Linked DNA regions of Homo sapiens: regions 2, 3, 4, 5, 6 and 7 are each linked to region 1. A link is a loop called in an ENCODE intact Hi-C map of the cell type or tissue named here. Cell type or tissue: heart left ventricle. All regions are shown on one strand. Region 1 overlaps FOXP1 (forkhead box P1). Region 2 overlaps FOXP1 (forkhead box P1). Region 3 overlaps FOXP1 (forkhead box P1). Region 4 overlaps FOXP1 (forkhead box P1). Region 5 overlaps FOXP1 (forkhead box P1). Region 6 overlaps FOXP1 (forkhead box P1). Region 7 overlaps FOXP1 (forkhead box P1).

Region 1 (4,000 bases):
CTGCAACGCAGAGCAGCTGCAGGGGATGCTAATAAAATGCAGGATTTTGGACACTGAGCAAGGTAAGAGTCTGCCTTTTTCTCCTGCCCCTTGAAAAGGGATTGCTAGGAAATCATTTCCTGGTCTCTAACTGGACCAGCTGAGTTAGAGAGGAACATTTGCATTGGATACTCCACCCCTCCCCAAAGTGGAGAAGGCAGGCGTGGAAGCACTGTGAGACTCAGAAGGGAGATGAGGCAGTAAACCAGATCTTTCCCATTTTTTCCCCCAGCCTAGTCTTCTGTTTCTATGATCTGCCTTTTGAACTGTTTTTGTGGCTGATCAGTTCCACCTAATATGTCTCTTGATTTCTGCTATTGTAATACTCAGGCGACATGCTGTTCTCTTCATTTTTATAAGCTTTAGATGCTTCTGCCTGTCATTTTCTGGCGGTTTATCTTCAGCGTCTGGATTTGCTTTCAGACTTGAATGTCTATCAAGCTGCCGTTGCTTTGAATGTGAGATCAAAAGAAGATGAATTCCAGTAAAAAATTTCCTTCTATGAAGAAAAGATTGGGGCCTATGTAAACATCCCACTGACAGCTCCCAATGAGTTATTTTAGCCGAGTATTAGCACCTGGATGACAGACAGTCCAGCATTCCATGCTAAATAACAAATCAGTAGCTTCTGTGGCAGAAGAACATTGCCACAAGAGCAATACATTTTCAGAAGGAATCCTTTTCTTCCTCCTTTTTTTTTTTTTTTTTTTGTTATTGAATATGGCTGTTCAACTCTTCCTCCTGTTTTTCAAGCTGACTTGCTGTGCCTTCAGCAGTTTACTTTTCTTCACAGTATTTGCTGAATTACTCCGGTGACGGAAGACAGGACTGTGACAATCATTTTGGGGCGGGTTAAGGAGTGTTCCATTAGGCAAGCTAGGCATCTGGAGATAAACAGGTAGTTTGGTTGATGGTGGAGAAAGAAAATGTAAAGGACAGCCAGTCAAAGCCAGATCCAGGGCATATCCCTGGAATACGGGACGATGTGTTCTTTAAAAATACATGTGACAAAATCCTCTAAAGTCTGCAAAATCTGAATTTTCTTCTTCTTCTTTTTTTTTTCTTTTAAAGCATCCTGCCTATGTAAATGTCACCACAAAAATATCTCAAGAGCAGGTTTCCCGAAACCCTGTTGGTGTGTATTTGTCTGCGTGAATGAGCTGTGTTTGGCTAGGGCTTGGTCTAGCCAGGGCGCACTGCGTGTGCTGTGTCGCTGCTTGCAGACCTGGAGCGGTTTAGATATGTGTGGCATTAATAGATTTCTTTAAGTGCTAAATGCAACTTTGAAAATTACCTGCAAGCTCCAACTGATCTTTCAACTTTGAAAGTGAAGAATTACTTGAGGAATTCTTGTGGTTTCTTTGTCATTTAGTGAGAGCCCAGCCAGCTACTGTGGAGGCAAACCTCCCTGAGGTTGCCTACAAAGGGCAATGTTCCAGTGTGTTTTCTCTTCGAGTGTGCTTCAGCCGCACAGTACTTCCTGTTTATTCAAACATCTTTTTTACCACTCGGCAACCCCCGCTTCGCAGAAACAGCCAGAACCCATCTACAGCAAGAAGACGGAAATCCAAAGGCAGACAGTACGGGCTCCCTTCGCCAAACTCTTCATTTTCTCTGTAAGTGTCCAGAGAAAAAGAAACATTTTTTTGCTGGGTTAAACTTTTAAACTAGGGATCCGTTCTTGTGCAGACATTCTCTGAAGGGCGAAATAAGGTGATCCAACTTGTTTACTGCTTTTTTTCCTCCCCCTTCCCTCCTCTCTCCATCAGAGGCTTTTTTCTTTTTAGAGATTTGAGAGGACCGTTTCCTTCTAACTCCTTGTTTAATTCACTCTTGTTTTCAAATATGTCTTTGGATATAATCAGCTAAGTAAGCAGCCGGGTGGTGTCAGGATAGTTTTATAGGCTAAACGTAGATTGGAACCTCTCTCTGCTTACTGTGACATTGTTTCGTGTTGCCTTCTTTTTCTTCCTGTTATCACAAGTAGTAAGAGAATGTGGGGATGGTGCCTTTGTAATTCTGCATCTACAGAATTGTCCCCTGATGTTTGCATCACGACACCGTCATCATTTGTGAATCGGTCTTGGTAATATTTGTACCAATTTCATGCCAATAAAAGTCAGACTGCTGAAACACGCACGGTCATTATCTCATTCATATTCCTATTGTTTCAACGGAGTGGGCTGCAGAGGGAAAGGGAAAGCCTGCCTCACTTTCCGTGATGGTTGTTAACTTTGATGTTGGAAGGCTCTTTTCAAAATTTTCCTTGTGGATAATCAGTATAGCAGGAAAAGCCCTTGGACTTGGGCTGCCTCCTGGCTCTGAGTAGAAGAGCAATCTAACGGCTCTCTTAGTCCTTTCTGTTGAAATGACTTTTTAAACACATGATTTGACATTTTTGAAAAAGGTTCCACCTTTTCCTGTCTGTAGTCACTCCTTTTGCCTCTCTCCCCTCCCTCCACACCCCCCTTCCCTGACCCCCAACTTCAGTTTAATTGGTAAGCCAGGTGTTAATATTTCTTTTTTAACTATATGGTGGTCAGGGAATAGACAGGAAATGGAAAATAAGCTCTTTTGATCTTAAGAGAATTGTTATTACTGTGAACCTCGTTTGCTAGTCCGCAGTCTAAATATTTTTAAATTTTAGTATCTAAAACAGCATCTATTAGAATAGAGAAAGAAATATGCTCTGGGGTTGTCCAAACCTCTCATAGAAGAAACATTTAGATACATAAAATAATTGTATGTATGTGTGTGTGCATGTGTGTGTATTGCTATCGCTATGGTGGCTTTTTTGAATGTTCAGAAGTTGTTCTCTTTTGCAAGAAAAAATAAGATGTTTGCGACTGCCTTAAGGACAATTTGTTTAACAGTAGGAGTAATTGCAGGGAAAATGGAAAGAGTGACTGAAGGTATTTACTCAGATGTTAGTGTAGGTGTGGGGGCCGAAAACTCAGTGTGGGAACAGTGGGCTGCTTTTCTTGGTATCTTAGTCTATTTGATGACCATCAAATTTCCCAGCTCGCTCGTTTTGTTTTTTCTGGATGGCATGTTTGATTATTTATCAGAAGGGGAAGGGAGTAGCTGAAGCAAATAAACATGTGACCAAGTTCTGTTTTGTTTTCCACTCCGAAAGCCATGCCCTTTAACAGATATACAGAAAATAATAAATGCATTGTCTTATGATAAAAGGAAATTATATGTGTCTTTTTTTTTTTAAGGCAAGTGAGTTAACCCTTAAGGCTCAGGAGGCTTTTTGCCTTCTGAGAATTTGCCAGGCTTTTTATTGAGAATTAGCCTATTGCAACTAATGGTTTTATGGGACAGGATTTCCCAGGATTACTTGGTTCATTAATTTAGCTTTTTCTAGACAGTTCACTTAGGAATGTCTGCCTCAGTAGTTCGACTGTGTGGTGTATGTGTGTGTGTTTTAAATAATAATACCATTGGACAAACCAGTGACTCTTACCGTTTTGTCGAAGGCTATATTCTGATGTTTAAAGCTAAACATGAATAGCTCAACTAAAGGAAAGTATACCATAGTGTCTGTGGCTAGGGTACAACGTAATTTATCAGAGGCCAACATTTTGCCCCTCTCTTTAAAGATGTTAGGCAGGTGCTGTAATACAGAGAGTCTACTTATATGTCTGTGTCCCTCAGAAATACCTTCTAGTCTTTAATATTATGTAACCCATTTCATTATCTTCAAGGCTGTCATTATCTCAAATTGATTCCTCCAGAGGCCAAGGGAAAGGCTCAAATCTATATTAAATTTAGATTTAAAATTTGCGTTTTTTTTTTTTTTAGTTCTCAAGTGGGGTTTGCATGGCTTTGTGAAATCATTCTTAATATGTAGGCATTCACTGATATATGTGCGCATACTGGCACATTCTTTAAATACCGGAACATGATTTTCTGTAGGGGCTTCCTTACTTCTCCACATCCTGAAGAAGTGATGTGC
Region 2 (4,000 bases), 96 kb before region 1:
GATTCCATTAAAGCTATGAGATCCATACAAGGTCCTGTGGTGTTTAGCCTTGTGCCCTTTACCTTCATTGTAACTGCTTAATGGAGCTGCAGTTTAATGCACATTTAGAGTACACCTGAGTAAAAACTCCACAGGAAAAAAAAAAAAGCAGGTTGATTTATGGCTTGTCATGTCTTTATTTAACCCAATAATTTCGGTGCGTATAGAGAATTGAAAACAGTAAGTTCTCCACTTAGGTACCAAATCTCTTGTCACTAAACTGAGGAAGCATCCCAGTGACCTAGAACTCCCTAAATATCCTCTCTTTCCGTGATGTGTTGGATTCAAACCTCAGTCTCCACAGGTTTGCTGATGGTAACTGCTGGTCATTCCTAGAATAATGTGTCAATTCAAAATTAGCAATATAATTTGACAGGGGCTTCTGCAAAGAGGTTTCTGGACACCTCCCCCGCCCCCCACCCGCCCCACCATGATATTGATTTGATTCCACCACATTCTTGGAATTGGTTACTGGAAGATCGGGAGCTGCATAGTCATACACATTCTTCGATTTAATATAGTTATTCATTTTAGCTGTAATGAATTAATCTGGCAACAGTTTTGGACTAGCCCAGAAGGCACTCCTCCTTCCTCTTTACTTACTGCTTATTAAAATCTTGCCGATGAATAGCAGGTAAATACGTTTCAGGATGTGAAGATTGAAAATTGTCACTTTATACTCCTTTGACTGTTTTTTTTTTTTTTTAAAAACATTGAGCATGATGGTAACCATTTTTTAATCTCAAAACAAATCTTTAATCTATGGTATAAGGCTGAGAAAGACCTGTAAGAGAACAAGACAAGTTTACTTAATCTTGACAGCCCTGGGTGTAATCTCACTCTGCTTGTGACAAGTCAGACTGTAAGATTTATAACTCCTTAATCAAATGTCTAGAAGTCTCAGGAAATGTTATCATAGGACTTCCTTTCACATGACTTACTGAGAACTCAATAGACCGTTAGATAAGCTCTAGACTAAGCTGGACCTTAGAATAATTTCAAATTGACTAATAGTTTTCTGGGGGGTTTCTTTGGCGGGAGAGTGTTTTCAATTTGTTTTGACAAGTGTATGTTTACAGACTCATTATATCAGAGGGCTCTGTTGCTTCCAATAGGAAGACACGGTAATTTTTGATGCCCTGTGGTCGTGGTCTTCACGTAAACGCTATTTGTGTTCCGAATCTTAGAGTTGTGTGGGAAGGGGATCCGAGGAGACATGAGGATCATAAAAGCTGCCCGATGTCACCATGGTCGCGTGCCTGTGGGGCTGTAAAGGCAGACTTAGACAAGAGCAGGGGACTGCAGTGGGCTCTGAGCCACTGTGTGTCAGTGGAAGGATGACTAAGAGTGTGAGAACCACTGCATCGCTAGAACCGCACCAGCCTTCTCATGTGGTCCAGGAGGCCCGGCACCGCCATTACCACGAAGACCAAAATGACTCTCCCCACCCACAGCCAAACCAGAGTCGTCCTGTGCGCTCTGCCCTGTCATCAGAGGGGACTGTCAGCTGCCGTCTGACATCCTGCGTGCTTTGGCTCTTACCCCAGTCTGACCAGTGTGACTGTACAGGATCCCTCTTCTTGGCCGGTGAACAGCGCACTTAGTGCCCTTGCAGGGAGCCTGAGAACGAGCAAGGTAGTGCGTGCGGGGAGTGAGCAAAAGAGAGACTCAGCGAGACAGGATGTGAGATGGAGGTGGAGAGCAAGACTGCGAGAGGAAAATGACAAGCAGAGAGAAAGGGATACTAAGAGGAAGATGGCAAACTGAAAGGGAAAGAGACTGTGTGACAGGGTGAGACAGAGTGAAAGAGATTGAGCCAGAATGAGATGCAGAAGGGGGTAGGGAGGGAGTGAGAGGGAGAGAGACAGGAGAGAGAGAGAGAGAGAGAGAACCCCGGGAAGCAATAGGGACCCCCAGAGTAGACCCTGCCATCACTTGTGCCTGGAAGAGGCTCTTGCATAGGTGACGGGCATTTTCAGGATGGCTGCCGGGTGGAGTTGAGCAGTGAGGCTGGCAGGAGTCACATCTGGGCCTGAGGCAAGTAGCCCAAACTGAAAAGGCAATGCTCTGATGTCAGCCTCATCCATCTAGGCTTAGAACAAGGATCTGTACTTTGAAGAATCCCAGCCTCCCCTGCAAGAAAGAGCCCAAGATTGTTACCATTTCAGACCTCAAGAGCCAAAGCAAGACACACCAGTTCCTAACCAGAGGGACTTGAGTTAGCTCTAGGAAATGGGAAGATTCAATTGATGTAATTTCAACTTCTTTTCCTCAGAGGCGTCCAGCAGCACAGGCTGCCAAAAAAGTGCCCATGCCCTTGATGTCTAAGCAAAGTGACTGTAAAAATAGAAGTAGTGTCTCAGAAGTTTTTTCTCTGCCCCTGTCTCTCCTGAATCTGAACCAGGCTGTTTAAAACTTGGCATCACTCAGCTTGCAAAGCTACCATTTGTTTCTAGAAAGTGAAAGTTTTTTTTGGTAAGCCCTCTGAAACTCAGTGTTGCCTAAATATCTGAAGACATGATTTTTCTCAGTCCGTCTTGGGCCCCCGTGCCCAGTCTCTCTTTGCTGCACCCGTTCTTCCTCTGCACTAATATGTCCTCATATCCAGCTCCTTTCCATAGATGTGATTGGGTTTCTGTTCATGTCTCCACTGTTCAAAAGATTTGTTTCCTCCACCATTAGTATTTGAGGGAGAACTCCCAAAACCTAGGGAGGGGAAAGCAAGTGGGCAGAGAACTAGAAATGAGATGAGAAAAATCGCTAGCTATTTCTGGCAAGGAAAAACATCTTTACAGTAACAGGAGTGTTTAACAGACAGACAAAATACCTTCAAAATATGCAAATCTCTGTTTATCTTACAGAATTCTACAGGGAACAAATCCGTAGCATTAGCAATTATGACAGCTCAGAAATTTTTTTCCTTCCTCGTCATAATTATAAACATCAGTATCGCTTAGAGCTTCACGTTAAAATGTTTTTCTCCTACTTCTTTTAAGAGTTATTTGTTTAACATGCTTTTATTATCCTAGATGATGTGATTTGGGAAGAAAGTATTAATTCTCTTATCAGCTCTGTTTCCTTTCCAGTTGTTCAGAGAATTGAGCTACACTAGTAGTTTATGAAGTAAGAGGTATTAAATAGAGAGCTCACTGCTGATCAGATTGAGCCACTTCTGAACTGTGGCTATCCAGGCAAAGGGGATTGACAGCTTAGCATTTATGCCGCAAATGTGTTGGAATAACATGGCAACAGAATCACAGGCATCTTTACTTCTCTCACACTGCCGCCTCCCAGCTAGTGCCTTTGTATCATTGAAATTTTTGAGAAACAAGATGCCTTAACTCCTTATCCAATGTTGCTTGTTCAGTCTGGCTTTGTGAATATTGTTCCTTGAGTGTGGTTTTGAAGGTGGCTGTGTTTTATTGCAGGTATTGTATAGGTCATGTATATTCTATCATTCATTCATCCACTTAGGCACTCATTCACTCATTCAAAATATTGACTGTGATGTGCCAAGTCCTGGCAGATTTGGGTACCGTTGTAGCTGAGTATTTCTAATTCTCTTAAACACATTGCCTACATTATCATGTTAGAATAATGTCAAATATAACCTTGTCACAACAACCAGTCTGTCGGGTGTCCTTGGCCTACAGTGCTAATCTGTGATTATTTTCTAATTTGATGCTGGCAACTCACATAGAACCACTGGGTGAGGGGATGGTTCTGTCCCATCTGGTCATTGATTTGTTTATTCAACAAATGTCCACCTACTATGTGTCACTGTGCTGGGTGCTGGGCCCTCTCCCTTTGACTTGCTGGATAATTTTAGAAGCTTGTCCAGTCTCACTGGTTTTTTGCTGTGTATGTTTTCTGAGACACTTCCAGTCCTCCGTTTGATCACAGCTTCCCATCTCTGCCTCTTGCCCATCACTTGTGCGGATTGTACTTAATCACTGTCCTG
Region 3 (4,000 bases), 130 kb before region 1:
GAGCCACCATGCCTGGTCCCATTCTGCGTTTTTTAAATATTGCCAAAACTGTGTTGCAAAGAACTAGTAAGAATATTCCTGACTTGCAGGTTCAGCCACTGGTCTTTCTTTAAGTGACTGTTAGCCAAATTTTTATAATTTAGGAGCACCCATAACAAAGAAGCACTATATCACAATATTGTGAATTATATTCAGCAAGAGTTCAATAAACTCAGCTTCCTCCCGTGAATCAGCATCAAGCATGGGCCTTCCCATCATACTGCTTGAGTTCTTTGGTCACAACTAACAGAGATTCCCTTTGGCCAACTTAAAGGTAATCCTTAAAAGAAGATATTGGATGAATAGCTGGTAGCTCAGAATGAACAGAAGATGGCTAAGATAGGAAGCAGGACAGTCCCAGTATATAGGAAGTGCCAGTATCTTCCCCAGCTCGTCGCAGCCACTGCTAAAATCAGTACTCCTCAAACATGTTTCTGTCCTCACATCAGTCTACTCAGATGAATCAGACAGGCCTAGTCTAAGTCCCATATCTACCCCATGGCGATGACAGGGCAGGGGATCTTGACTAAGAGTCCCAGCCTACATGCAACAGTGGGGGAAAGTAGTTCCTTAAAAGAACATTGAAGTGAGAGGCCGGGCGCGGTGGCTCACGCCTGTAATCCCAGCACTTTGGGAGGCCGAGGCAGGTGAATCATGAGGTTAAGCGGTTGAGACCATCCTGGCCAACATGGTGAATCCCCATCTCTACTAAAAATAAAAAAATTAGCTGGGTGTGATAGTGGGCACCTGTAGTCCCAGCTACTCGGGAGGCTGCGGCAGGAGAATGGTGTGAACCCGAGAGGTGGAGCTTGCAGTAAGCCAAGATGGCACCACTGCACTCCAGCCTGGGCAACAGAGTGAGACTCCGTCTCAAAAAAAAGAAAAGAAAACAGAAAATTGAAGTGAGAATGGATTCTGGATGCCCCGCCCCCACCACCAAATTCAACAAACCCCTGCTGTCCCTGAGCTCTACAGGAATAGTGGAGTTGATTGGAGAGAGGCGCAGTTTCCTCTCTGGAGTCCCATCTTTTGTGACTTTCAACCTCCTTTCTGAGCAGGCTATTGACTCTGTCTTTGACGATGTGAGGAAACCTTCCAGCTTTGCATCACAGCAAGTTTGATGAGCCTGCCTTTACCTTGGATGTCTTCATCTGGTATTTACGTCATTGGGAAAGATGTAATGACATACCAAGACCTGTAGCTTAGCTTGCTGCTGAAGACCTTCGTCCAACTAGTCCTAATAAAACCCAAGCTCTAAAAACTCATCATCAAATAATAAAAGAGAAATAGAGTAAATGCACAATTCATGAGATTAATATAGACCAGGAAGACAGTCTTTTTTTCCCTAATAATCTTTACTTTTATATCCTACTTTATAGGGGTGCTGTTTAATTTCATGTTCATTTACTTTAATTACTTCTTGCATGTAGTTTGTGGGGAAGTTTGCCATTTTCCAACGTCTAAAAGATGGCTTACTTGAGTTTCGTTTCAGACCCTTTTAAAATTAATATATAATAAAACATAATATGTGTATTTGTCATTTTTCATCTCCAAGGATTACTCATCATAATCGAATCAATTTTTCCAGGGAGATTTTATCAGACTTACAAGTCAAATTAGTTGAATGCATTTCTTTTGCTAATAAACAGAGAACCTTTACCCTGGAAGCATCTCCCCACTGAATTCCAATAATTTAGTGTTTCCTTGCCTTAAGAGCTCAACCAGTAAATGACCTAGGCATCAAAAGAAATTTATTAGCCTAAAAGAAGATTGTTAAGATGGGAGAACTTAAGAGTATGAAAGCGAGGAAACATAATAAAATCAAAATGTAAATATTGAATACATATATGTTAGGTATTTTTTTAAAACTTCATTTTAGAGGGTTAGGCTTAACTCTCCCCCACCCCAAGCAAAACATTTCGGGGTACAGATTTTTCTGTCTCTATAGTTGCATTTACTTCTATGTTGCACATGGGGACAGTGTAAGGCTAACGGGCTATTATATTCTGACCTAAACAATTCCTGTGTTTCTAATTTAGAAGATAATTGCAGTCAAGGTAGGACAAGACCATTTTGGATGGTGGCTAGTCTGATTGCTGCCTCTGTCTTGAGTTGCCTTATGATCTATAGGTCCGAGGTTAATTGTGGGAAGATTTTGGCCATGAAACTACAGCAAGCCTTTACAGGAATGGAAAAAGGGTGTAGTTTCTTTCAAGTGCATTTATTAGGGTAGGTGTGATCACCGACTCACTGCTTGGCGTTAAGTGGGCCCATTGGTTATTGCTGTGAGGTGGTTCTAAATCCTCCTTTTAAAAAGCTCCGTTCAAGTTGCTGTGACCTTCTCATGCTGCTTGCTCCCAAGTATTTCAAATGTTGCAATGCTGGGCATTTTGTCAAGCTCATAACTGAAATGCTTTCTCCATATAAGATATGGAGTTTGACCCTATAGTAGAGATATGAATGTGGATTTGCTTTTACCCTGTAGATAAGATCAGCTACAGTGAAAGACACAGGTAAATAGAATGCTTAGGCAGAAACTGTTGGAATCCAGTGTACATGTGAAAAGAGTGAAATTTTTCAGGGCTAACAGTAAAGCCCTCTTCAGTGTGTAACTGGAATTCACCTTCTCTAGTATTTTTGCACAAGATTGAGAATAAAAATGGTTGTGATTGATGAAGCATTCAGTGTATATCTAACTGTAAGTCGGACTAGAGGGACTTTTAAATCACCCAAATGAAAGATTGTATTATCATGAACATTAATATGTAACAGTTAAGTGTGTCATAGCTTATCATAAGTCCTGGCATTCGCAGAGCTCTTTGAGGCCAGCCAACCAATAAGGAAAAACTTTTTAGCAAATGCCGGTCCACAATACCTCCATGAGTGAGGTCAGCCCAGTAGTCATGACTCTTAATAGGTTATTTATTTTTGTGTGCCCAACCTACCTACCTGTACATTCTAGTCACACTTTGCGGGGGCCTTGAAGATGTACTCTGAATTTTCTCCTCCCAATATTCTTACAGGGAAGACAAAAGCAGGTTGAAACCAAGGGGAAAATTTTACTTCTGGTGAGACTAGGAAGTTAGGGGGGAGGAAAATACCCAGAGTAACTTATTAAGGCATGGAGGTTGGATTAGTTAAATGTTTAGAAATTTTAAAATTTCTTATAGATTTGTTACCATTTATGTGGTTGACAGATTATTAACTGTTCACCCCTAGAAAACCAATTCAGGAAGGTAGAAACTTCTGTTTTTTATCTTTTGCAAAGTAATGTCTTTTCCTCCAAATTTGTAAGGTGTACATGTTCATAGCAGAAAATTTGAACTATAAGGCAAAATATTTTTAAAATCGTAACTACCTCTGTTCTTAATACCCAGAGAAACTTAGTAACTGGAAGGGCTATCCTTACATGTATAACATTTTTTTAAATGTTAGTGCTACATATATTTAATTAATTACATTTTTAACGGGTACATACTTTTTTCATTTGGCGTATTTATTATGTGGTCATATGTCCATTGAAGCTTTCTTTGTCTTTGTATCTACCATAACACCAAGTCCAGTACCATTTTAGTGGGATGAGCTTATTAATATTTTTTAAAATTACAATAGGTACATCTTATCAGAGTTAAATCTTCGAGTTATTTGTGGAAGGGAGAGAGAAGAGAAAAGGAGTAAATATTTACTGAGAACCTAGCACATGCTGAGTACTGGGTTACATACTTCATAGTAATATTGCACTTTATTATCATTAAATACTGATGATGATGATGATGGTAGCTAAGTATCATTGTGTACTTGCTGTGTAAAAGATCAGAACTTGGACATGTATCATTTCATTTAATTCTCACCACAACTCACTAAAGTTAAACACGTCTATTATTTCCATATTAAAGATGGAAAACCTGAGGTTCAGAGAGGTTAAGCTAATTACTCAAGATCACACAGCCAAAAATTATGA
Region 4 (4,000 bases), 72 kb before region 1:
ATTAAAAGGGAACCAGTTCGTTTGCTTGATGAGAACCAGAACTAAATGTATGCTTTATATCATAATATAGACAGGTTGGTCTTCTTTTTTCCTCAGTGGCATGAACACGATTATTGAAGGTTTTAAATCTTAATGATGCAACATGAGTAATTTTAAAAGTACCTCTCTTAGAGCTAAAGCTAGTCTGAGTCTCATCCTTATTCTTTCTCAGTCTACTAACTGCATGGAGTTAACTGACAATAAAGTAAGAGGCATGTGTTCAATATTTCCAAAATAATGAAATCTACACAGTGAAATTCACATTCTTTTCCTTCCTTCCTTCCTTCCTTCCTTCCTTCCTTCCTTCCTTCCTTCCTTCCTCCTTCCTTTTCCATGAGCTTCTGTTATCTCTTCAGAATTGCATGCCATCTTCCTTTTTTCTCTGCACATGGATGAACAATGAGAAAGAGAATTTTTCTTTTCGGATGGGGGGTGGACTGTGTAATTACTCTAATAATTTTCCTAATAGTGATTTCACCATTAACTTCTCTTCTCCCCATAGAAATAGAAACATATTTTACAAAACTATGTTTAGTTTAATTTACACATCCTTTTATGAAGAGACCAACTTCTTTAAGGGCATTTATTCTGCTTCATATAAATAATTGATCAGCCAAGTTAATTTACTTCTGCCTGACTTGGTCAACCTTAATTAACTGCCCTGGAATCAAGACTGAACTTTTTGTTAGCTTAAAATCTTTCACAAGCATGATAACAAGGGCTTTATTTTCCCTAAATTTTCAGCATCAACACTGTAACCAAGGAAATAATCATAATAATAAAGCACAGCTTTAATTTACTATAAATACATTGGCCTGGACATTATGAATTTTCCAGAATACTTCCAGAGAGCAGCTCTGTTGGCAACAACAATAAATAAGCATGCTAAACTCAGTCCTTGTCCTTTTCTACAAGTCCCTCCAGCACAAAAATCGAACCTTTGAAGTCAGTAGCTCTGTAATGTTTCCAAGCAAGATGAGAAGTAGATCATTTTGGCTTCTTTAGGCTTTTTGACATCTATGCAATTGCAGCATTGACCTTTGTAGGGTTATATTAAATGGATCACGTGATTTAAACAGGCTCAGTTCATCTGGAGATGCCACACAGGAAAGCAGAGGAAGATTTGGTCTTGTTTCTGGAAGAAGGACTTGTTTGTGGGTATGGTGTGGCCATACCTTTGTATTCAGGCACTTTGTATGATTACACAGTGTTTCCTGCTGTCAGTATGTCATGGAGCAAGGCAGTTAGTTAGTTATAGAGTTAGTTATTCCCCCAGAGAGAAGCAGAGGTTATGCATACCGGGTGCCTGAGACAAGCTTCCTCGAAGAAAAGAGGGTGCAACGTCCCTTGATGGAGAAGATAGATTCCTCTCCTATATATTGACTTGATTTCAGATGACTCTAATAGTGAAAAGTCAAAAGAAAAAGACAGTTGTTTGCAAAATAGTGCAGATGGCTTATATCATTGTATTTTAATGCTTTTCTTTGTCCACCTGCCACTCTCATTGTTGTCTTTTCTGGAATTTCCTTAGTTTTCTTTTCATTAATTTCATTATCCACTACCCAGCACAGGACTTTACAAACTGGAGATTCTTAATAATGGACAAGTTCATGTCTGAAACAGAATAGTTATGGCTACATCTATCCCTTAACCGATTGAGCTTTAGTTTTCTTATCTGTGAAATGGGGATAACATTTACCTGCCTTATCTCCCTCCTAGCCTTGTTACAAGTTTGAAAAGCACATCAGAGGGCTTTTGCAATTTGTGAAGTGTGATACAGATATAAAGGCTTATTAAATGACTTGGAACGTTTGATAGAAATATTGCTGGCCCAGACACTGTTAGAAATGTTCTTAGACATTGACACTCCTATTTTTTCACATGTGCTTTTCAAAAAGCTGTTTTCTCCTGATTGGTGTGGGAGATTATGGGAAATTTTAAATCTTCCAACCTACATACTACTGTTAGCACTTGACTAATTAAGGACATCCTCAGACCAAAATAATCCTTTCTGCAATTTTGGTCCCAAAGCCTGCACTCTCACAAACCTGATTCACAAGCCAAGCTGCTTGGCTTGATGCCTGCAAAACTTGTACTGGAGGACTTGGCAGTCTGCTTTGGAACTGCATGGAGCAAAAACAGGGCCTTCTCATCAAATTGTGTATTGGAGACTGTTCTTACTCCACCCACCAGAATGGTGTCTCACCAAGGAAACAAAAGCAGGACCAATCTCTTAGACACCTGCTCTCAGGCCTGGGATCCCGATGGTCACATAGTCTGAAAGCAGCATTCTACCTGCAGTTCTCTTCCATCAGGACAGGATATTTGGCTAAATATTTATGCCTCATTCTTAGGGCAGGGATAGAGTTTATATATGTGCAATGTTGTTGTCTTTTGGGGATCAAGTCCCTGGTATGGGAAGGTATTCCCAGAAGGAAAAATATCTATATATATACATATTTTTAAATCTATATCTATAGATTTTTTCTTTATATATATTTGAGATATATCCCGATAATTAGATGGATTTCCTTGCTACCTACTCTAAGACAAATGCTCTCTTGCTTAAATACCTAACACTGTGCCTTTTCCTATAATTCTTTTTTTTTTCCCTCTCCCCGCCCCCTTTTTTCGAGACAGAGCCTTGCTCTGTTGCATGCTGTCTGCTCACTGCAACCTCTGCCTCCTGGGTTCAAGCAGTTCTCCTGCCTCAGCCTCCCGAGTAGCTGGGATTACAGGCATGTGCCACCATGCCCGGCTAATTTTTTTGTATTTTTAGTAGAGAGCAGTTTCACCATGTTGGCCAGGCTGGTCTCGAACTCCTGACCTCAAGTGATCTGCCTGCCTTGGCCTCCCAAAGTGCTGGGATTACAGGCATGAGCCACTGCACCCGGCTCTTTTCCTTTAGTTCTGTACAAAGGGGCAAGTTTGTGGAAGAGAGACTGAAACGCCCAGGGAAAAGTACCTAGGTTTCACTAATTCATTTCTTTTTTGGTGATGAACAAGGCACTCATGTTGTCACAAATTATCTTGTTACCTGATTCTTATATCTTAGGGAAGATTTTGGTTATTTTTGATAGACGCTTTACTCTGTGGACAGTAAGAATATAACTGCAATTTCTAAAGGACTGTAGTTATTAGAAAGTCTGATCTGAAGACATGAGAATGAAAAAATAATAATAGAAATCAAAAAATGAGAGTGAATCAGCTGTTACTTCTGAGTTTGTTTCCCACCTGCTAGTGAAAAATGCCATTCTCAATCCACTTTTGAATTGAATCAACTTAAAAAATATATACGTCTTTGGGTTTATGAAGAGTCTGTATCAAGTTGGATCATGCTATACAGTGAAAGGAAATGAAGAAACATGTGAATTTTTCTGCTTTTAATTTTTCCATTTGGTTTTTGTGCAAGTCTGTAGAAAACAGACTTCATCCAATTTCTAGCAAGAAAACAATGTCCTCTAAAGATACCCAAAGATTGAAATTTCCCTGTTGTCACATTTCATGTATGGGGCAGAAATCTGTAGCATTGGTTGTACATATGTCCTTCCACAATTGGAACACATTTGCCTAAAAATTTTCTGCCCTTTAATCTGGGATTGGTATTTCACATTAAAGTCTTAATTATTCAGGCATTTCTCAGCTTTCATGTTTGAACTCTTCACTTCCTTTAATGATTGTTGCTTTTCCTTTTCCAAATTCTGGTCTGTGAACTTGGAGTGTGAGCCTGCCGTTTTCATTGTTTTGCCCCCACTGAACCTCAACTTTAAAAATACACATTGTGGTAAAGGGCTTTGACTTAACTGAACTGCTTCAAATCCTGATTCCACCATTACTAGCTGTGACATGTAGTGGACAAACTAAATAACTTGTGGATCCTTAGTTTTCTCATCCGCAAACTGGGGGTAACAATCATCAGCAGCACTAAATTGGAGAATATGTGTAAATCACCTGCATTAGG
Region 5 (4,000 bases), 120 kb before region 1:
GCCAGAGGGCTGGGTTCAGATCCGGACTCCACTGCTTAGCTGTTGTGTGGCCAAGAGCAGATTATTTAACCTCTCTGAGCCTCAGTCTCCTCATTTTCAAAATGGAAATAATAACAGCCTGCATTTTGCAAGGCAATTGTAAAGATTAGGTGAGGAAATGCATGTAAAGTGACTAGTATAACTGCCGGCATATTTAAGAATAAATGGTAGCTTCTATTGTTGTTTTTGTTATTGTTTATGTTACTATGGTTACTAGTCCCAAGAAAGGCTGACTGAATTGATCTGGGGTTCATTCCCACCCAGGAAGAGGAAGTCAAGGCCCTGTTTGCTGGGTTGGCTGGGCTGGAGCCAGGGCTAAATGCCAGGCAGGCGCCAGGACCCTGCCCACTCCATCCCAGCTTAAATATTCTTACTATATTGTTTCTAGCTTGCCTATGGCCTCTGGCATCCACATGACTCTAAACTCCATTCAGTTATTTTCTTTCCTCCAATGCTAAATTAGGATGTTCACTTTGGTTCCTCCTGGGTTTCCAGCATCTGCAGAAATTCTACACAAAAGGATTCAGAAAGTGCTGGGGCTGGGAAGTTTGTGTTGGCCTTGTTTCAATGACCAATGCAGCTCTTTCTCCTTCCTACCCTTCCCACTGGCTTTTTTGTGATCAGTGACCACAAGACTAAGGACTCCACACCAGGCCTGAGGCCTATTGTGTGAACCAGCTGGCCATTCCCCTAATCTCATAGGTTGGTCCATCCCTGACTGAACCATAACTATGAGGAGCCTGGAGAGGAACTTCTTAAGTTTGTATTCGACTTCATGCTGAATTTTTTTTTTTTTTTTTTGAGATGACGTCTTGCTCTGTTGCCCAAGCTGGGGTGCAGTGGTGCAATCTCGGCTCACTGCAAGCTCCGCCTGCCAGGTTCAAGCGATTCTCCTGCCTCAGCCACCCGAGTAGCTGGGATTACATGTGCGCGCCACTATGCCTGGCTAATTTTTGTATTTTTAGTAGAGACAGGGTTTCACCATGTTGGTCAGGCTGGTCTTGAACTCCTGAGCTCGTGATCCACCTGCCTCGGCCTCCCAAAGTGCTGGGATTACAGGCGTGAGCCACCGTGCCTGGCCATGCTGGATTTTTTTAGACCTCCAGTTTAGTTTGCTTTGAGATCATCTTGAGTTCTTTCTGACTGTGGGTCCTGACTTCTTTTTCCAACTCCATTATTAGCAGGAAGAGAGCATGGCTGATGAACTGGTTAATTACATAGGAAACACGAGATCCTACAGATTTTGAATATTAGTTATGAGAGTTAATTGATTTGTGTGTGCTTAGTTGGTTTGCTTTCCCATAAAGGCTAACATATATTGTAGAGTAGGAGAGCTACATATAGAACACTATCTATTTTGGGCTCCTGTGTGGCACCTTATGGTTGCAAATGACCCAAAGCCAACTCCAGCTGGCTAAGCAAATAAGGGAATTTAATTGGCTTGTGTAATTGACAAGTCCAAGAGGAGGCCTGTTCTCTGTGAGCATTGTTAGGAATCTGTCTTGCTATTGTGCTCACCTTCTTGCCGCTGTGTCCTGGCCTCTGTTCAGCCAGCTCTCTTTTTGTGGAGGCAAGCCCGATTCATGCATTTAAAAGTTTAGCAAGCCAGCAGAAGGACAGCCTTTCTGTCTCCCAATAGTTCCTATGGAATGCTAGTAGTTGAGTATCATTCTTGGGACATGTCCATCCATCAGCCAATCAGTGTTGCTGGCAGAGCAGAACTCACTGATTGGTCAGACTTGGGTTATGGCTCCACCCTCTGGAGCTGAGAGATGCATCAGCCTCCTGTGAACCATTAGGACTGAGAGTGGAGAATGGGCGTTTCCCCAAAAGAAAAATCAGGCTAGTGTCATCAGAGAAAGGGGAGCATGGATGTTGGGCAGACAAAAACAACAGATATCCACTACCATATTTCCCTTTTCATTGTGCTAGTGACTTGGAGAAAATCTCCTGCCTGGTGTGTCTTGATTTCGCCACCAAAGTCGCTCGCAGGCCCTCGGCCTGATTTTATTTACAGCAGCAGCACACCTCTCTCTTCTTCCCTGCAGTCATGATACCCCGGTCTTTCCCCCAGAGGTTGGAATAAATGGCCTTCTCTGAGCCACAATCAATGGCATTCCGTAAGGTGTGACAGAGGAGGCCATCTGGCACTTGTCCCATTGTCGTTTCTCCCTGCCCAGGGAAGAGGCACATTCCAGGCAGAAGGTCGCAGCTCAGCCAAGTGCTGCTGTCTCTCAGAAGCATCACCCTCAGACTGGGGTCTGCAGCACAGAAACGCCACCAGAGTCAAACACCTGGCAGGATTTCCCCCTTTCCCTTTGTGAAATTTTCCAACAGAACCAGGTTGTGGAATAATACATAATGAAAATGATTCTTGAATAAAATTATAAGTTTGAATGTTCTGCACAATACTTTCCCCAATATTGGATGGATTTTTTTTTTAAGATGCTAGCACTGAGATCACTGGCCCATTTCAATTTTTATTGAAACAAATAAACCCAATAAAAACACTTATGCTGAGAGCTGTAGCGCCACAGTGAAAGAATCACCCTGTATTGAATGTATTGATTTATTTATTTACTGCAACTGGAAAATCGAGTATTGTGTTAATGTATTTTATAAGAATCACATTGCTCGATGAAATGGCTAATTTATTTGAGCGTATACATAAATAGCTAGCAATTTTCTCTGAGACAGGCTAATGAAAATGATGCCATGAAATTGTCTATACGATGAAGAGTGACGGAGACGAGTTATTATTGGGTGAGTGCTAAGACGCGCTGAACTGGCCATCATATCTTTGAACTTTTGAACTGCTACTTGTTTCGTGTGATTTATTGATTTTGCTATCTCTCTGTTTAGCTCAACTTTAGTTTTTGCCCAGCAGTGCAGATAAGTGGCATAGGAGATTTAATTTCATGGGTATTTGGGGTTAAAACCTATCTTTAAAAAGAATGCTAAACATGTTTTAATAAAACATGAGTTGCAGGGGTTTTAGGTTTCTGTACGATATGGATCTGATAAGAACCAAGGCAGTTTAGAGGGCAGCCCAGAGGTTCCAGGCTAGGGAGGAACTCTTTCTGAGCTTTGGAAGTTTCACCAGGGCCACATGCATTTTATTTGCTAGATCAGCCTGGCTTCATTCTTAATTACATGTATCATTTATCCCCCTGCCTGTGCCCTTTTGCTCATGGCACATGTTTTGCCTCGATGCCTGGTACACAGAAGGTTTCTCGGGTTCTCGCAGGCAGCATCACTGTCCCTGTCCTCCCGTCCTTGCACACCGAGGGCTGGCCGCTACCGAAGCACCCTCATTTTGGCTGATCTCATGGGGAAACTGCTTTCAAGAGCAGCCACGGCTCTCACCTAGGGAATAAAGATATGGAAGCCTTCTCAGCGTCGGGGCCAGAGCTGGCTCGCTGCTGCTCAGCTGCCTCCAGATTAGTTCTCTGTGGTCCCCATCAGCATTGTTACCCTCCTTATCAGCCTAGCCCTGACCTTTGAGTGGGATGTTTCACTCACTGCTTTGTGGTGGGGGGGGGGTGGTTTTCGTACTAAGTGATCATGGCAAGAAAGCAGCCTTACTTTTTATTGTTGTCTTTGGACCTGCAGAACTTTTCTTAAAAATGTAACATTTTGGGAACTCATTCTTCATAATATTTTTTATTTTATTAGCTAATTTCTAAAGGATGATTTGACAACAGTATTTTATGCTTTTTGTTTATTTGTGGGTGGGGGGGGTGGTGATTGGAGGAGGTGGGAAAGAGCTTTATCATGTAAAAGTAACCATCCTAGAAATTTCAGGTAATAAATTTTCAGGTGCATGAATGGTTAAGACTCTTCACTCAGTGACACAGTATGTGAATGAGGAATTTTTATGAAGGTAACGGTCTTGTTCTTTAAAAATCTGATTTATTTAGCAGGTACTTCTAAATGACCAAGTAATTTTAACCTTCAGAGA
Region 6 (4,000 bases), 120 kb after region 1:
GCTGTAACTGTTACAGAGGCCAAGCTTGGTTCTTCAGGATAAAAATCCCATCTGTCAATACTGTGCCACTGTTAACAGAGAGAGGGGTTCAGAAAAAAGAGAGGTGGGGGGGACTCACAGGTCTAAAACTGAAGCATATTTTTTTTTCCCTCCTGAGGAAGAAATATCATAACTGTTGGTAAATCAAAACCAGAGATTTGACACTTTTCTGTGATCATTCTGCAGCATTTGTTCCCAAGGTGAGGTATACCACAGGGCCCTTGATTTCAAAGATAAATACTGTACAAATAACCATCCTGTTGTCTTTCCCTCACCGCCAACAGAGGGACGCTTTATCAGAATCAGCAGATACCCAGTCTATTGTATGCATTTATTTCCCTGTTTCTTCTGAAAACAACTTGCAGTTTTAGTGTTGATTTTTTTTTAATCTATCAACCATGAGTTATCATGTGACTGTTGCATTTGTTAGTGCTAACTGATAGCAGCAGGTGCTCCTGCTAACTCTAATGAAATCGTCCAGCCCTGCATTGCTTGGCATCCTCCGATAACAGAAAAACAAAAACAAGTCCCGTATCATCCAGAGTGGTGTGAAGCTCATCGGCGTTCTTCCATCTTCTCCCCACTTGAGTCCTTTCTTTTTTCTTCTTTTCAAACCAGGTGAAAGACACAATCTTCACTAGTAAAAACGTGGATTTGTAATTCTTCCCTTTCCTCCCCCTCCCTTTTTTTAATGCTCATGTAATGCATTGGCAAAATGAGGAGTAGATTTGAAGGTTAAATCCTGACCACATTTCCCTGTTTTTAACTTAGAAGGTAAAATCAAATGCAGGCCCATAGTTTCACAAACACCAGGTACTCTTATGTGCTTGGGGGAAAATGTTTCCATTTCTCCTAGTTTTTCTTTTAAGTGACCACTTGTATAACGTCTACTAAAAGTATCATTTGTATCCTTGCTTAGTATCCTATTTGAAAAGAATTTTTTTTCTTTTGGTGATTTCTCAGGGAGAAAAACTTCATGCAGAACAAAACAAAAATTCCCTTGCTTGTTAGATGTATGTAATTTATGAAAGCCAAAATAAACTGTATATGTGCTGTAATGGAAGACAGAGAAATGTTGAAGAAAATGCCCAGAAATGGAACTTTGACCCTTCCCGAAAGGTCGAGGGCTGTAGACAGTAGAGGACATTTCATTGGTAACTTGCTTTTTAAAATTTTTTTCTGTGAATTTTACTTTTCAAAACTGTGAAGAGTTTTGTGTGAAAGAAACTACTAAGTGTGCTCTGTAATGTTTTCACAAGTGTTTTTATCATGGTAACATCTTGTTTACTTTAGTTCCCTGCCTAAAACTACTTGGAACATGTTAAGAAAACACTTCAAGAAAGCCTCGACAAAGAGGCTTTTGTTTAACAGCCACCATGAGGCAGCGTGGATCACAAAGGTGTTAACTTTCAGCCCCTTAAGCACTTCCACATGAAATTCCAGCAACTATGTTTGTGGTTTTGGAAAAACAAAGTGTATGTTAAAGAAACCAGGTATATGCTAATACATGTCGAAGGAGGCCGGATATCATAAATTGTTTCAAACCCATTTGTGGCTCTCGGCTTGCACGCCTGAATGTTCTGCAGTGAAATTACCTCTAGTTAGTGTAGGAGACTTCAGCCATGTAGAGGGAATAGCTGTCTATAATTGTGGATGTATGCAAATCAAATTCCAGCCTCACAATTTAAATCTCGAGAAGATGAGGATGAAAATTTTCCCCATCAGATCTGAGGTGACAAGTCTTTGAGTATTGCAAAATGAGCTGTATATTTTTATGAATTTGACTTTTCTACTTATCATGCATTTTTTATTGGTTTTAGAAAAATAAAAATAGGGTGTTACCAAAAAAAATTTTTTCCCCCTTTTAATGTCTTTTTTAACCTTTCTGACATTGCTTAGGAGTTCAAGACCTTTCTTAGTACTCGAAGAGGTCAAAGTGGCCTAAATACCACAGTGCCCTCTAGTGATATATAGAATATTAGATAGAAAAGTTTAGACAAGTTTGCCAAAGATAACAGGCCCAGTGCCACCTCTTTGCTCAAAAGGAAGCAAATAACATTTGAACGCATTTTTTTTCAACAAACAGATTTTAGTTAGAAATGCAAATTAAATTTAAATTTTTCTTGTAGGCTTTGAAAACATTGGAAAATTTTTTGAATGTCTACTTATGCAATTAATTCTACATATAACTGCATATGTGCATGCGGTACATCTATATCACTGTAGATGCATTGTTGAGTGTTCTTATATTTTAAGAGCCATTAGTTAGCTTAGGTATTTCATGTGATCATTTCCGGCATGTAATTAGAAGGCATTACTTAAAAGACAGGGATCATCTTTGCTCCATACTTTTATTGACACTGTCTACCATATTATGGCCATGTCTAAATGGTAAAATTTATTATTAGCAATAGTGTCACAAAAGTCTGAGACAGCGATTTTCCTTTCAATAAAAGTAGTTAAAAACCTTTTAGAAAATCCATAATTTTGATTGCTGGTACTTCATAAACGTATAACTGGTACTTTTTAGCTGTCTCTTTAGGGAAAAATGAGTTTTATCACCTGCGGTACCTGGGTTAATGAAATTGTGTGTTGGAATTTAGCCAGGATGAAAGATGAGATCATTCCAAGACACTAATATTGGCAACAGGTCTCATAAAAAGCTCTGACTCTTGAGTGAAGTATCATTAGATTTTTTTATTATTATTATTTTATTTAAATTGAGAGATTAAGTTAGTTGTCATTTTCAAAGCTTCTGTACTAGCGAGATTCTCATTTGGCATTACGTTCAAAACCCAGTGACCTAAAAACCTGTACGGAGCCAAGAGAAACAGAGAAGTGTCCATCAGTGCCTAGTACAAGAATTTCCTTGCTTCAAATTTCAACTCCAGTTCCTGTTCAGCCCTTTACAAATCACGACTCTCAGCTCAAATTTGAAATAATGCTGCCTTTTTCCCCCGTGTTCCTCCTGTGTTTGATTGTTTGTGGATATTAGCTGTCCAGGAAATCCCATACTTACAGATATAAATCCAGAATGATCTTGTTTTTCCGCAGCCAGCCCAGGATGTATTAGACAGTTATGATGATTTGTTAATTTTTGTGACCTGTATTTATTTTATGTGTGCTGTATACTTCGAGGCTGGAATCAGCTGTTGAAATGCTCTCCGTCTCTCACAGGCAGAAAGGAAGCGCTCTACTTTTCCTTTTCTGCTTTGGATTTTCTTGCTTTATTTTTGGAAGGTTTTTTAAATCTCTTCACGTCTGCTTTTTATGCGCTTCTTCCATATGGTGATAAACAAGAGGTACATTGTGTTTGATAGACTTAAACTCAATCCTATCAAGGGTGGGTCTTTGGAGATGCATGAACAGGGTCACATTCTTTCCAAATGTGTTTTCCATCCATGATGTGTCTTGACTGTGTAATTCTATTCTCGTTTTTATGGTGATATACATTTCCCCCAAATAATATATTAATCCTCAGATTTAATATGTGTTTCAGTAGAATTCTGCCTATTACAGATAAGAAAATTATATTATAGTCTTGAAGAAGAATAAAAATCAACTGAAGTTAGCATTATTTTTTTTCTCTTATACCCGTCTTCATAAAGGGCACTCCTTATGATTCTGGTTTTTTTTTTTTTTTTTTTTTTTTTTTAAATCAGGTATTTGTTTCTCTCCACCTCTGATTCAGTTTCTATTCACAGAGACCCACTACTGCTCCTGAGTCTCAGTGTCAGCTCACTGGCTAAGAGATGCTGCCAGTTTTTGATGTCTCAACTTAGGATGGTTATAGAATAATGGAAACTAGGGCAGTCTACCAAAAAATTAAAGAAAAAGTAATAAAAATTCAATCCTACCAAACAATCTATATTTATAGTAGCCTGTTGTTTTTATAGCTGTATTTTAGCAAGATTTTATATTTGCATCAATTTCGGTCTGGAAAAATGACACATGCCAACGT
Region 7 (4,000 bases), 170 kb before region 1:
TAGTGAACTAGAGAATATAGTTAAGTAGCGTTTTTTTTTTTTTTTTTTTTTTTTTGGCTTATTCTCTTTAACTAGATATGCTTGAATGTATTATGTGTGAGTATATATGCACATATATATATGTGTGTGTATATATTTTTATATGTACACTTTATATGCATATATCAAACAGATCTTTGTAGGTACAGAGTCACAAGTATCAACTTACAATGTGACAAAGCAGAGAAACGAGACGTATATCTGACAATTGTGACTAAACAAACCGATTGTTTAAAATTCGTTGAATGTTAAAGATTGAAATGCAACCCATAGTAGAACTCCAGGGATGGGTATACTACAAGTTCTTTTTGGAGTAGCTGGAGATACAACAATAGCACTCCCCCCCGCCCCACGAGTGAGTTCTTAATTACTAATGAATACAATTCATTTTAATTGTTATTATAGCAACATAACATTTAACTGACTCCTGTTTAGTGGTGTCCCCTGGAATAGGCAGTGTCTCCTGTCAGAGTGAGGACAGGTAGAAGGCACAGCGGGCGTCTGATTGAGCCAGTTATTCATTTGCTGAGTGTTTGTGTTTATGCAAAGGGGCCTCTTCCTGCATATTTAATCTAGAGTAAGGCAGTGGCTTTTGTTGTGTTTAGCCCACATACCTTCAGTCCTTCCTCACACTGCCGCCAGCCTGGGAGCCCTGAGAGCCAGCAGGCTTCCAAGCGCCTGTAGTTTCTCCCTTACAAACTCTCAACTTTCTTCCGTTGTGTGAAAATTGCCTCTCCCGCCCCAAAGCTTTGCCTCCTCACCATGAACGGGTAAGTGTGTGCGAAGCCAAGGCTGACACTTTTGTTTCATTTTACTAATGTTGAGAGGGTACTTTGCTGCCCTTCTGAGCGCCTCCTGAAAGCAGTCCTGGTTCCTGGGCCGTTGTCAGCTTCTGGCTGCATTGAAATAGACAAGTACAGGTGCCTCTTAGGAAATGTGGCTGAATTTTGGACTCGCAGAGAAAGGCTCGTGAGGACTAGGGGGAATTAAAAAGAAAAGAGAGAGAGAGAGCAGCTTTATTATTCTTTGTCCTAACAAATCCTGTTTTGTAACTATCCTGCAGATAATGCTGCCATTGTTTGCTAAAAGCCTTCAAACAGTGTCTAAGACTGAACTGTAAGAAAACAGAAACTCTGCCGCTGTATTGTCTATACCCGGGCCAGGGTCCTCCCCGAAGGTCTGTGCCGGAATAGGAAAGGTTTTCTTCTGTGGAAATCGAATCGTCTCTTCATTGATATTAATAGCACACTAGAGATGTTGGCCATGATGCTCAGAGAGGCGGTCGGGAGGGAAGGAAATCTGATCTTGCTGGGGGGAAAATGACAGCCTCTTGGCCCCACGGTGGAGGAGACATCATCCAGGCTCAGTGTGCATAATGGCATCCTGGCTTAACTGTTTGCTCTAGGAATTTTAATCTTGAGCTGTTTGTTTTACTATCTGGGGTCTTGCTATTTTTTGTTCCCGTACTGTCTTTAGAAAGCACCATATTCAGGGGCTAATCCAGTCTTTTTTTAAAGTGAATTTTTAAAAACAGACTCAGAGAAATTCATGTAGTGTACACTTAGATCATTCTGGGGTATGATGGGGGTATTCTGCTTTCTTTTTGAGGGTAGAGTGTTATTTCAAAAATAAGTTGCCACAATTAACAAGGGTGAACCATCCAAGGAAGATATGTCCTGTGTGAAGATATTTCAGGGTGTGGGAATTATGTCCAGGCTCTAAAAGAAGGAGTTTTCATGACCGGTTAACTGTTGCCTCTGTTTGAGTAACTCTTTTCAACAGAAGAGTGTGCTGTTCCCCCGCCGGTTGGAAACTGTGAGAATTTAAATAAAATTTCATCAACCTTATTAAAATATGTAGGGACTTGTGTCTTCTTGGGTACAAATCAGTCTAGAGACTTAGAAGCATTTATTAACAGTGAGGCTGCTGAAGGTTTTTAATAACAAAATTACAAATACTCTATCTAATTGTAAGTATATGACTTTTATACTTGGTTTTTAAGGGGAAAAATACTTTTTTTTGAGGCAAAGTAACTCCGTCAGAGCACCTTCTGTGATTAGTGCTATTGTATTCTTAAATTTTGATTGATAGAGATAATAGTTTTCACTTAAAAATACAGACAGGTACTTTAACTTTCCATGACAATAGCTATTTGCATTTCTTTTATCTTTTTGTTTAACATTTGTGGGGGTTGGGATGGATTTGATTATTAACTCTTATTGCACACTAAAGGTGAATCTAAAACAAAGGCTTTGTTAGAGCTTCGAAGGGAAAACAGCAAATATTGTTTTTAGGTTTCAACATTTAAAGGCTGTTAAAGGATACCCATAAAATATTTTCACATGACCACGGCCAGGGTTTTCCTTTTCTGTAAGGCAGGAGAGAGTCATTTTTCCAAATGAGATGGGCCGATGTGGAGTGAGTGGGGGGCTGCCAGCCTGAAGTAATTTCATGGGCAAGCATCGACTGGGGTTTACTGCACCACGTGGCTTAATGTATAATATTTTAGGTTTTTGCCCTACTAGAATGGACTCCAAAGTTAGGTACTATGATCTGATGAGGGCCCCAGAGGATGAGGAGAAAGGAAGTAAAATGTTACTTGCAGGGATAGGAGAGAGATTTGAAGAATGGTGGATTCAAAGTCGCACATTTCTTTGATAGAGACAAGTAAAAGAAGTGTAGTGTTTGTGAAGCTGCAAGCCTGGGTAGCGTCCAAGTTTGCCTCTGGTCTCAGAGACCCCGGCTGCACAGCAGCTTCTTCCTTCCTTTTCTTTCTTGTTTCCTTGCTTTATTCTTTTCCTTTCTTTTTCCCCTCTGTTTTTCTCTATTTTTTCCTTTCTCCCCTTTTTCCGTTTTTATTTTCTTCTTTTCTTTCTTCATTCCCCACCTTCCCCACTTTTTTTTCTTTTCTTTTTTGAAATCTTACTCAGTATTTGAAGTCTTAAGGGCATAGAACAAACTTTGAGATTGATTTTGGAGTAGATTTTCTTCACTATAGAAAATAAAGTGACTCTTGTCTTATATTTTTCAATAGTCAAATATATGTTGATGTCCTTATATTTTCTAAGAAGTCATTGAAAAACAAGATATTAAAGCCCACAGAAGATAAGATTCCCTATTTAAAGAGGCAGCAAACTCTTGGAAATTGGCCTATTTGGACCAGTTTTTGCAAATGAGTACAGGCCATTTGATTGGAGGATTTGGGGGTATGGGAAGTTTGAACCATGTTCCTTCCTCAGTTTCCTAGTAAGAAAGTGTCCTCTAGCCATAGACCTACTGAACTGCCCCCCATCACCACCCAGGGGCTTGCTTTGCTCATCTTTGCATCTTTATTAAGACTGGTACACAATAGGTTCTCAGCCAGTATTGGGTAGGCTGAAGATTGAGATGAACTATGTTGGGCATACTTCAGAGTTGCTTTTGCACAATTATATAAAATGAAATATAATGCAGAAATCTTAATGCAGATAATTTATTTTAGCTGTCAAGAAAGGGAAGGGGGAAATACTATAAATGGGGAAAAAAAGAGCTGATACTCTTCATTTTCAGTTTTGTGAAATGAGATTGCACCTCCACATTTACCTGCAACTCAGTTCCAAGTAGGACATACTAGTGGACACCGTGTATTATATGTCACACAGATTAAATTAAGGGCAAAATATATCCATAGAAAGTATGATATTGAAATACTGCAATAATCTGAGGGTTCTTTAGAATAACAGTCCTAATTAGGGAGGAGGGGTGGTTGGGGAGGTAGAGAAAGAGGAATGTACATTTAGTGTCTCACCCTAGAGTTCGCAGTAGAAATTTGGTGTCCTGGACATGGTTTTTGTGGTCACTGTGTAACTTCAGGTAAATGATACTGTTGCAATCAATAGTGAAGAGGCCATGGAACAATTCTGGTGTTCACAGGATCTTAACTGTTACAGAGAATGACATAAAGGAAAATAAGTAATTTCTG

Evidence for each region. Peaks named below come from ENCODE experiments on the same cell type or tissue, not always from the same donor. Only the 100,000 strongest peaks of a DNase experiment are listed, where the experiment ranks them.
Region 2: a loop joins it to region 1, with 1.9 times the contacts of the local background. A loop is called at or near these places in 15 of 110 quality-filtered maps.
Region 3: a loop joins it to region 1, with 2.5 times the contacts of the local background. A loop is called at or near these places in 27 of 110 quality-filtered maps.
Region 4: it touches region 1 in a loop (2.7-fold over the local background); 10 of 110 quality-filtered maps call a loop at or near these places.
Region 5: it touches region 1 in a loop (4-fold over the local background); 28 of 110 quality-filtered maps call a loop at or near these places.
Region 6: a loop joins it to region 1, with 2.6 times the contacts of the local background. A loop is called at or near these places in 18 of 110 quality-filtered maps.
Region 7: a loop joins it to region 1, with 2.2 times the contacts of the local background. A loop is called at or near these places in 21 of 110 quality-filtered maps.

Annotation. Positions count from the first base shown.
Region 1 is chr3:71,128,153-71,132,152 of GRCh38, reverse strand. The region is part of intron 6 of FOXP1 (forkhead box P1); the gene reads left to right. Among named protein-coding and RNA genes, the nearest start is that of FOXP1-AS1, 160 kb to the left of the region's middle. RefSeq lists an enhancer at 1,686-2,428. In heart left ventricle, no CTCF peak of the experiment used is centred here; DNase peaks (open chromatin) are centred at 1,232 and 1,552; H3K4me3 peaks cover 4,000 bases; H3K27ac peaks cover 4,000 bases.
Region 2 is chr3:71,224,478-71,228,477 of GRCh38, reverse strand. All of the region lies in intron 5 of FOXP1 (forkhead box P1), which reads left to right. Among named protein-coding and RNA genes, the nearest start is that of FOXP1-AS1, 63 kb to the left of the region's middle. RefSeq lists enhancers at 1-317, 1,511-2,011. In heart left ventricle, no CTCF peak of the experiment used is centred here; a DNase peak (open chromatin) is centred at 1,537; H3K4me3 peaks cover 2,002 bases; H3K27ac peaks cover 2,173 bases.
Region 3 is chr3:71,253,313-71,257,312 of GRCh38, reverse strand. All of the region lies in intron 5 of FOXP1 (forkhead box P1), which reads left to right. Among named protein-coding and RNA genes, the nearest start is that of FOXP1-AS1, 34 kb to the left of the region's middle. In heart left ventricle, a CTCF peak has its summit at 2,011; no DNase peak of the experiment used is centred here; H3K27ac peaks cover 1,143 bases.
Region 4 is chr3:71,200,299-71,204,298 of GRCh38, reverse strand. The region is part of intron 5 of FOXP1 (forkhead box P1); the gene reads left to right. Among named protein-coding and RNA genes, the nearest start is that of FOXP1-AS1, 87 kb to the left of the region's middle. In heart left ventricle, no CTCF peak of the experiment used is centred here; no DNase peak of the experiment used is centred here.
Region 5 is chr3:71,245,581-71,249,580 of GRCh38, reverse strand. All of the region lies in intron 5 of FOXP1 (forkhead box P1), which reads left to right. Among named protein-coding and RNA genes, the nearest start is that of FOXP1-AS1, 42 kb to the left of the region's middle. In heart left ventricle, a CTCF peak has its summit at 1,770; DNase peaks (open chromatin) are centred at 350 and 3,335; H3K4me3 peaks cover 457 bases; H3K27ac peaks cover 2,239 bases.
Region 6 is chr3:71,005,009-71,009,008 of GRCh38, reverse strand. All of the region lies in intron 12 of FOXP1 (forkhead box P1), which reads left to right. Among named protein-coding and RNA genes, the nearest start is that of FOXP1-AS1, 280 kb to the left of the region's middle. In heart left ventricle, a CTCF peak has its summit at 1,995 (motif pointing left); no DNase peak of the experiment used is centred here; H3K27ac peaks cover 2,171 bases.
Region 7 is chr3:71,302,687-71,306,686 of GRCh38, reverse strand. The region is part of intron 4 of FOXP1 (forkhead box P1); the gene reads left to right. FOXP1-AS1 (FOXP1 antisense RNA 1) reads right to left here. Exons shown (of 5, transcript NR_126463.1): 4 at 3,827-3,959; 5 at 833-1,015. Among named protein-coding and RNA genes, the nearest start is that of FOXP1-AS1, 15 kb to the right of the region's middle. RefSeq lists an enhancer at 234-889. In heart left ventricle, a CTCF peak has its summit at 1,824; a DNase peak (open chromatin) is centred at 1,366; H3K4me3 peaks cover 1,606 bases; H3K27ac peaks cover 1,790 bases.